2 separate regions of the Homo sapiens genome follow, and region 2 is linked to region 1. A link is a loop called in an ENCODE intact Hi-C map of the cell type or tissue named here. Cell type or tissue: psoas muscle. All regions are shown on one strand. Region 1 overlaps NAPB (NSF attachment protein beta). Region 2 has its middle 4.5 kb from the start of LINC00656.

Region 1 (5,000 bases):
GTAAGGAAACTTGGAAGTAGAGTTTCAGAATGTTAACTATTTCTGTATTTAAGTGGAACTTATAAGTAATAACAAAATCTAATAAGTCAATACTTCCTTGAATTAAGGTATATTTTTTCATGGTGAGGACTTGTCTGTCAATTCCAGTTTTAGTCCGTGTATTCATTAGGGATTAGTGTTGTATTTTGAAGGCCTTTTTGAATATCTGCGGAGATAAACATTTTTCTCCTTAAGAGTTATTATATGTTAATTAGTAAATATGAGGCCTCGTATTGTACTGTCCTCGCACTCCTGGAGTAAACCTCTCAGGATTATAATATATTTTTAAATGTAGATTCCATTTTTATTTTTATTTATTTGTTTATTTTTTTGCGACAGGGTCTCACTTTGTTGACCAGGCTGGAGTGCAGTGATGTGCTCATTACTCACTGCAACCTCCGCCTCCCAGGCTTAAGTGATCCTCCCACCTCAGCCTCCTCAGCAGCTGGGATTACAGGCACAGGCCACCATGCCCAGCTAATTTTTGTATTTTTATTAGATATGGGGTTTCACCATATTGGCTAGGCTGGTTTCAAACTCCTGGGCTCAAATGATCTGCCTGGTTGGTCTCCCACAGGGCTGGGATTACAGGCATGAGCCACTGTGCCTGGCCTAGATTCTGTTTTTACATACATGATTTAGGATTGTTTTATCTACAATTCATTTGTATATAGCTTTACTTTATCAGCTTGAAGTATTGCTGTTACAGGTGCCTCCTAAAAATAATGTGGATGTTTTTCTTTTTTTTTTTTTGGACTCTGGTCTTTGAAGATTTAAGAATATACCACAGTGAAACCATTGGGGCTTTTGATGGGTATTTCTTTGATAACTTTCTTGTTTTTGTCTCTGGAGTTTGTAATGTTTAAATTTTCTATCTCTACTGAGGTCAATTTTGGTAAATTGTGTTTTCCTAGGAAATAATTCATTTTATCTAAGTTTTAAAAAATGTATTTGCATTGTGCATAGTAGTCTTTTCTGACTTTTAAAAATGTTCTGTTTTAGTAATTTTCTTCTGTCACTTTATTTTTGTGTTTGTGTTTTTCCCCTTTTTTCCTTGATTCTTTTTCTCTAAACAACCAATATTTTGATTGATTTGTTCTACTGGTTTTGTGTTTTCTGTCTTACTGACTTATACTTTTATCTTTATTGCTTTCTTTGGCTTCTTTTGTTTTTCCCTCTGGTTCATTTTTCTAGGGAGGTGTTTATTCACTGTTTTCATTGCTTTATTTGTATGGATTAAAATATTCATGGCTATACATTTTTTTCTTAAAACTGCTTCAGTTGTATTTTATAGATCCTGTTACATAATGTTTTTATCTTAGTTTGTTTCCCCTTTGTTGCAAGAGGCTTTTATTGTAAGGGTTTTATTCCAGGTAGAAAGAATGGCCTTTCTTTGTATATTATTACTTAAACTTTTTTTTTTTCATTATGATCAGAGAACTTACTGAGATTTTCGTTGCCACTTAATATATTGTTGGTGTTCATGAATGGTCCAGGTACACTTTACTTAAAATTTTTTTTTCGACACGGAATCTTGCTGTGTTTCCCAGGATGGTCTCGAACTCCTGGCCTAAGCAATCCTCCTGCTTTGGCCTCCCAAAGAGTGCTGGGATCATAGGCATGAGCCACCTGCACCCAGCACCCATGTACACTTTATTTTTTTGGAGACAGAGTCTCACGCTGTTGCCCAGGCTGGAGTACAGTGGTGCGGCTCACTGCAACCTCCACCTCCCAGGTTCAAGCGATTCTCCTGCCTCAGCCTCCCCAGTAGCTAGGAATACAGGCACACGCCACCACACCTGGCTAATTTTTGTATATTTAGTAGAGACACGGTTTCACCGTGTTGGCCAGGCTGGTCTCAAACTCCTGACCTCAAACGATCCAATTGCCTTGGCCTCCCAAAGTGCTGGGATTGTAATCTCCCATGTATACTTTAGAAGGTGGATATTTTCTTATCAAATTTTGATAGAGATCCCTCTTGTCTAGTTATTGATTATATTGTCTCTGTCTTTCATGTCTGTATTTTCTGTTCACTTGATCTGTTTTGGGGGGCATATTAATATCTGCTTTCTTATAAGTGTATTTCTATCTTTTTTAACGTTTGCAATTTCTGCTTTATAAAGGGGGCTACTGTGTTTTTGGTACATAGATTTTCACAACTAATATTATTATGAATTATATTTTTAGCATTATGAAGTGAACTTCTTTATTTCATTTAAAGCCTTTGAGCCCAAATTCTACTTTGTTTCATTGCAGGGTAGCAATCTCTGTTTTCTTACTGCTTGTGTTTGCATTCCTTAGGACTGTATTATGTAAGAGGATCATACATGCTGTCTGTTACCTTGTGCCCTCTGCTGCCAGTTGTGGCCATGTGACTGACTTTGACTGATGAAGTATGAGTGGAAGGCACTTCTGCCATGGCTTTTACCCTTCTGTAAGAAATTAAGAAGAGTATATATACCGGATAAGTGCTACATTCCAGAGTAGAGAATGATGACACTTGGAGAAAGAGGCAGCAGTCACAGCCAGTCTGCAGTAAACAAGTCAAGTGACTGAGAGAAGCCTTTGGGAGATGTCAGGGTTATTTGCTGTTATGACAGTTCTAATGAGAGCTGCTTGATTTGTTTGGTATACTTTTGACCATCTCTTTATTTTAAGCCTTTCGGAATAGGTATTTTAGTTGTGTTTCTTGTACTGAGCACAAAGTTGGGTTTTGTTTTTTGAGCAGATCTGAAAATGACGAGTATATGATTGGTTCTTAACTGTCATACTACTATATTTACTGTATATTATATTTTCATTGCTATTTGTCTTCATGTCTCTTTTTTTATTTAGGAAGGTTTGTAATTTTGTTCTACTGGTTACCTTTATGCTATAAATGTTTTTAAATATCCTTAGCTCCTTTTCCTTACTTAGGCGCCTATTATTTTGTTCACTCCAGAAAACTCCTGTTACCTATGTGCTTCTCAGTGAGCACGTTCTACATCTCTTGTTCTCTAATATCCCTTTTTTTTTAAGCTGTTTGTACTTTGTCAGACATAGAAGTGTTTCCCTATTATTTTTCTACCCTTGTCCTTACATTTTGTCTTAGATCTACAATACAACATATGCAGTGACACCACCAGTCATTTCAGCTATGTTTCCTAGTCATCTCTTAGTTATCCCTTGGGTCCTGGCTTACACTGGGGGTTGCATGCTGGATGGCCTGGTTGTATAATCCTTGGCTCACACTTTTTTCCCCCTTGAGTTTCTGGTAAAGCATTGTTCCACTGTTGTTTTGCTCCGTATATTGCTGTTGAAGTCTTAGCCTGATTTTCTTAGTTTTATAAGTAACTTTGAGTTTTTATGTGGAAGCCCAGAAATGTTCTTCATTTATAAAATCTAGTCATCTTACTAGGATATGTTTCACAGTAGACTATTCTGGGTCAGTTTTCCAAGTACATGTAGGCCTGTTCAGTATTTCGATTCATGCCTTTTGTTTCCAGAAAATTTTCTCAGATTGTGAAAATGGGTTTTTTCTTCCCCTCTTTAGGGACTCTCATTACATGGATATTGGCTCTTTGCCCATCCTGTATTACTTTTACTTAGATCCTTTTCTCTTCATTTTTGTTCTCTTGGCTGTTTTCATAGTTTTCCTTATTGTCAGTAGAATCTGCTTTCCCCTTAGGTATGCTATAACAGAGATTTTATTTCTGAGATCATTTTGTCTTTTTATTTCTATCCTTCTAGAATTTGAAACAAGAGTTCATCATCTTATTTTTTTGTGTATTTCCATGATGAGTTTTTAAATTTCTAGCTTATGATGTACTTTCATATCTGTTTAATAATATTTCAGTCATATGGAATTGTTTTCCTGTGCCTTGTGATTGTTTTAGGGAACGTATTTTAATTCTTGTTTCTTTTTTGTTTTGGGGCTTTTTTGGTATGGCTCATTTTTATTTTAATATTTGTTCCTTTTTTACAACTTTTATTTTAGAGTCAGGGGGTACATATGCAGGTTTGTTAACTGGGTATATTGTGTGATACTGAGGTTTAGGGTACAGATGATCCTGTCACCCAGATACTGAGCATAGTACCCAATAGTTTTTCAACTGTTTCTCTCCCCATACCCCGCTAGTGTCCCCAGTGTCTACGGTTGCCATTTTTATGCCCATGGGTATCCAGTGTTTAGCTACCACTTATAAGTGAAAACATGCGGTATTTGGTTTTCTGTTCCTGCATTAATTCACTTAGGATCTTCTTTCTTATGTAGTAGCTTCATATGGATGCTGTTTCTCCTTTCTGTTTAGTGTAGAGAGTCACAGAGTTTCTTGGACACACAATAGCATGTGTTTCTGTGATAGGAGATGAGCGGTTTGTGTGACTTCATGGGTTTCTTAGTTTAAATGCTGCGTTGTGTAGGTACAGTTAAGTGCGGTTTCTTTAATGAATGGTGCTGTGGAGGGGTAGGTTTGTGTGACTTCTAATTCTGTGATACTCTTTTGTTTCAAGAACGTATTTCCATCACTTGCCTTCTTTCCTTTCACTGCCAAACCTCCATAGAGCTGCCCCCACCTTCTAAGTTGCCTTCTCCCAGAAGCAGTGTCTTCTGGAAACTGCAGCCTGTGGCAAAGCCCTTCTATTCAGTTCCCAACTGCAGTGCTCTAACCTGCCAGGTCTTCCACCTGGTCTGGGGTGTTTGCCCACCCTGGTAGGGCACTTCCTTGCTGAGAGTTCTTCCCTGGACAATGATTGCCAGGTTAAACTCCCCTCTCCTGTCGACAGACGCCCCTCTGACTGGCAGCAGAGGCAGTGTTGCTAGCTCTGGTAGTTTTGGATTTTTTATTTCCTAAATTATATTTAATGGAGGCTTGCTGAATACTGCCTCCTTTTGCTGTAGGCACGGATTATGGGTGGTTGTGTATGCTTTTTGTTGATCTATAAGGTTTTTGGAGGATGTGTGGATATATTTATCTAAGCAG
Region 2 (5,000 bases), 280 kb after region 1:
AGCTGAATAAATCCTACACACACACAAAGCTAACCTCACTCCAAAGCGTTAACAGAACAAGGCAACCCTCTACTCTTGCTCAGAGAGAGAAACTAAGTGTAGAGCTGTGTATATAATATACTATGGTCTCTGTAAAAGCCACAGAGAAAACACCAGTCTGTGCCTCTTTGTGATTAGGTAAGAAACTAGCAATCATCTTTGTAGCTGAGAAGTGCTTTCTAAATTCTAAAATGCCACTTAATCAACCCCTTGTTAAAGGAATTTTTCAGCAGGTAGGGTCTAACATGATCATACACTCAATAGTTTTATTTTCTAGGTCACTTTCAATTTCAAATATCTTGTCTGATGTTAATGTTCATATATTCATCGTTGACTAAACATGTGTCTTAGTTTCTGTGTCTAAGGCCAACAGAAAGAGAATGGGTCCATAAGAGTCAAGGGCCGGAATTTCTTTTCTTGAGAAGCTGCCCTTGCTGGCTTATGCCAGAGCATGTTTTTTGGCCTCCCTCACAGGCCTCACAGTTCTTTGCCTTTCCTCTGCTTATCTTGACTTACATTTCCATATCGTTGCCCTGAAAAAGGGTAGGTAACTTTGACTTCATGCATCTGAAAATCCTTGATCAGACAGCTTTTGGAGAATGAACAATATTTCAGGAGTCAGGCCTTTTTCCCATGCCTTGTCATTCTAGCAGCCCGGCTTCCCTCCTTACCCAGGGGACAGCACAGTGCTTCTGTTTCAGCTGGGTGGTCCCAGAGAGCTTGAGAAGCCCTGCAAATGGATGGGCAAATTGGAGACCTGAGGTAAGCCAGGTGAGGCTGGTGTGTCTGCAACAGCCAGATGCCTTCAGTTGATTGCGGGGGCTGCATGCAATTTTTGTAATGTGAATTTTGCAAGCCTGTTCTGACATTTTCAACATTGATTTTGCAAACCTACCTCTCTGGATTTCTAAGGACTCTTTGGGAATTATTATTATTTGGTCAGATCATTAAAAATGCAAGGGGAGGGTGCTCTAACCAGTCCAACTCGGTGGCAGATGATTTTTTTGGCTACTCTGGAAAGAAATATTAATCTGAGAAACCAAACTCAACATCAGATGCAGGCAAGACAAAAGGGATAAGCAATGAAAAAGGACAGAAAGCCTTCCCCCTCCTCCAGCACCTGTCCTGCCAGGAGCTGTCCCTGGGGATAAAGGGCTTACCATGAATTTCCTCTGCCCTCTTATTAGACCATTGTACAGCCTCATGAAGCAAGTGTTACCCAAAGGACCACCAGGATGGCTGGGTAGTCGAAGAGAGGGCTTTAATGTCAACATCAGTTTGCAAACCAAACTGATGGAGAGAGTTTCCAGCGTGAATCAAAAGTGCTCTCTCTGAAGAACAAATAGAAGGTCAGAGGTTTTATAGAAAGAAGAAATGTTATGCATTGCTCTTTGAGAAATTTCACCAGCACTAGTAAGGTTCTGAGTAGCTGGCAAGCTCTGATTGGGAAGTGACAGCCATGGGCAAAGCTAGTCTGAGAGTTGCAGCAGGTCATTTCAGGAGTCTTAGATAAAACTGGTTTCAGGCTACTGCAGGCAGTTTCAGCTGCTAGGCCTACAGATAATTACATTTTTGGAGCAATGTATTGTGCTCTGGGTGCTATCCCCACTGGATTCTTGACTGTGTTTTAGTTGGGTGTGACAAGAATGGCCCAATCTGTATGATAAGTTTTCACAAAAGGAAAACTTTTCTTGCAAAAAACAAAGCGAAGATAGACTCAGCAGAGCCTTTCCTCAGCCTTCCTGTAGGACAAATTCTTTCCCCAGTGGGAAAGAATTTACAGGACCTGGGATCTGAATGCTTCTGCCTGGCCTTCTAGTCTCAACCTGGGCTTCAGCCCTCAAACCACCTTCCCCCTTAGGCTTCTTGCGTTCCTTCATTTATCCTGTCTTCACCCCCTGCCCCATTAGCCTCCTTCTCTCGGAGACCGTGGGTGGAGTCTTTCCCACTCCCAAAGTCTACCTGGGTGTTTCTTGGGCTCTTTGCCAGGCTGAGGCCCAGGTGCATCCCCAACACCTTCATGTTCCTTGGTTTTGCCCTGAGGGTTGCAGTGCTCCCACCCCCACCTGGGTACTGAGGCCACTGGAGGTTTTCATGTCAAGTGCCCATGAAGCTGGCTGTCCTGTCCTCAGGACAGGGCAATCTTCCTGCTTGAAACCCATTGTGATAAAATAAATGTCAGGCTCAGCGGGCAGGTGGGGTTTGCATGCTGCCTTGACCTTGGAGGGGCCACTTCACTGCCTCCTGGCTGTCTCTTCAGCAGAACAAATGGAGAAAATAATGGGACAAAGACCGAGCTGAGCAGAAGGGCAGCCACTCCCTTCACCGACCCGCGAGCCAGGCAGAGTAAGCGATGGTGCCTGTGGGTGAAGCCCTGGGTGCAGCTTCCCTGTTCCCACAGTCCCAGCCGTAGGCCCCTCTGCTGCCTCAGTGGACTGGTGATTACTGCTCTGAGCTATGGTGTTCAAGGTAATGTTTCTAAAGAGGGTTGGGGAGCCACGCCCCGAGAGTTCACGCCCTGGTGCAGCCCCTCCAGGGTGGAATCTGGGCCAGGCGCTGACTCACGCCTAACCAGCAGAATACCTACCAGTGAACGGTGTCGGTTTCCCGCCTGCCCGCGAGAGGCCACAGCTGCTGCTGCTTCTCACTGGATCACTCATTCCTGGGAACCCTGAGCCACCCTTCTGGAGAGGCCACAAGACAGGACATGTGGAGACAATAAGAGAGGCCCCTCCACCTGGTCTAACCTCCAGATGACCCCCGGCCCCTCCACCATCGAGCTAAAACTACAGGAAAGACCCCAAGAAAAACAGCGGGAGAAGTGTCCAGCTGAGCCCCCACCCTACCCAACCCAGAGAGGTGACAAAATGGGTGTTAAGTCACTGAGATTTAGGGCAGTCTGTTAAATAGCAAGAAACAACCCAAACAGAACCCAACGGCCTGGCTCCGTCCACCTCTGCGGCTTGCTGGTTGTGCGGCCTCTGGCTGGTTTCTTAACCCCTTGAAGTCACAGCTTTCCAGTCTGTACAACAGGCATAGTCCTGCTCAGACTGGAACTCTGCACATCAGAATCAATGCATAATGGCCCTTGCCGTCATTCATGTCCATAGAATTAAGAGACCCTGAACAGGAAGTTAGGAACATTTCTGCCCCTACAAATGGCTTTCCCTTAGATGAACCAGGTCTGGGAAGCTAGAAGTCCAGTGGCCCCCTATAAGGTGAATGTGTTATGTGCATGAGCAACATGCTTTCTCTTCTCCTGAGAGCAGGGAAGCACTCTCTGTCCCACAGTGGGCAGTGGGCCTGTGGCCCAGAGCCTGTCCACTCCCCTTTTTTTCCTCCTCACACTGACACCCTCTGCAGTGATGGGCCACAGAGGGCACAATCCACCCAGGTTTGGGAGCACAGCCCACGTCTGACTCACTGACAATACAGGGCATTTCCTTCAAAAACAGGGTTTCTGTGCAGACATTTTGTGTGTATTTATATTTTTTGAATTAAATTGTGGCAAAATACACATAACAAAATTCATCATCATGACCGTTTTTAAGTGTTCAGTTCAGTAGTGTTACACACATTCACATTGTTGTACAACCCATCTCCAGAACTCATTTCATCTTGCAAAACAGAAACCCTGTGCCCATTAAACAGTGACTTCCGCCCCTCCCCGCAGGCCCTGCCAGCCGCCCTTCTGCTTTCGGTCTCTATGGAGTTGGCAACTCTAGCACCTCATTTAAGAGGAATCCCACATTATTTGTCTTTTCATGACTGGCTTATTTCACTCAGTATAATGTGTTCAAGGTTCACCCTTGTAGCTTGCATCAGAATTTCTTCCCTTACAAAGGCTGAATAATATTCCACGGCATGTTTGTGCCTCATTGTGTTTACCAGTCACATGCTGATGGGCATCTGGGTTGCCTCCACCTTTGGCTATGGTGTTTAGTGCTGCTAGGAACATGGGGTTACCAATGTCTCTTTGAGACACTAATTTCAATTCTTTTGGTTATACACCCAGAAGTGGAATTGCTAGATTAAATGGCAATTCTACTTTTCCTTTTATTCTAATTTTATTTTATTTTTTTAAGAACCACCATATTATTTCCCGTAGTGGCTTCACCATTTTACAGTTCTACCAATGGTGCTCAAGGGTTCCAATTTCCATACATGCTCATTAACACTTATGACTCCTGGGTTTTGTTTGTTTGTCTAATAGTAGCCATCCTAATGGATGTGAGGCGGTATCTCAGTGTGGTTTTGATTTGCTTTTCCCTAATGATTAGTGATGCTGAACATCTTTTCATGTGCTTATTGACCCTTTGTATATCTTCTTTGTAGAAATGTCTATTCGTGTCCTTTGACATTTTTTAATTGTTTTGTTGTTGTTTGTTGTTGTTTAGTTGCAGGAGTTCTTTATATAATCTGGACATTAACCCCTTATTCTATATATGATTTGTAATATTTTCTCCCATTCAATGGGTTGCCTTTTCACTCTGTTTATTATTGTTTATTATCATTTTTTGTCCTTTGATGCACAAAACATTTCAATTTTGATATAGTCCAATTTATCTATTAGTATTTTTACTCTTGCAGCACCTGGTTTTGGTGTTATATCATTGCCAAATCTAATGTTATAAAGATTTTCTTCTATGTTTTTTTCTAGGAGCTTTATAGTTTTATGTCTTATGTTTAGGCATCTGATCAATTTGAATTAATTTTTTTATATGATATGAGGTAAGGTCTAACTTCTTGCTTTTGCATATGTATTTCCAATTTTCCCAAACCATCTGTTGAAAATTTTACCCTTCCTTCATTAAATGGTCTTGACATCCTTGCTGAAAATCAAGGGTGTATTTCTGGGCCCCCTATTTCATTCCATTGGTCTATATATCTGTCTTTATTCCAGTACCACAATGTTTTGCCTACTGTAGCTTTGTAATATGATTTGAAATCAGGAGGTTTGA

The links. Hi-C counts contacts between places; a loop is a spot of excess contacts. Peaks named below come from ENCODE experiments on the same cell type or tissue, not always from the same donor. Only the 100,000 strongest peaks of a DNase experiment are listed, where the experiment ranks them.
Region 2: it touches region 1 in a loop (5-fold over the local background); 3 of 110 quality-filtered maps call a loop at or near these places.

The regions. Positions count from the first base shown.
Region 1 is chr20:23,409,693-23,414,692 of GRCh38, reverse strand. All of the region lies in intron 1 of NAPB (NSF attachment protein beta), which reads left to right. Among named protein-coding and RNA genes, the nearest start is that of NAPB, 9.3 kb to the left of the region's middle. In psoas muscle, no CTCF peak of the experiment used is centred here; no DNase peak of the experiment used is centred here; H3K27ac peaks cover 2,271 bases.
Region 2 is chr20:23,134,622-23,139,621 of GRCh38, reverse strand. No RefSeq gene overlaps it. Among named protein-coding and RNA genes, the nearest start is that of LINC00656, 4.5 kb to the right of the region's middle. RefSeq lists an enhancer at 1,990-3,189. In psoas muscle, no CTCF peak of the experiment used is centred here; DNase peaks (open chromatin) are centred at 2,621 and 3,701; H3K4me3 peaks cover 472 bases; H3K27ac peaks cover 4,201 bases.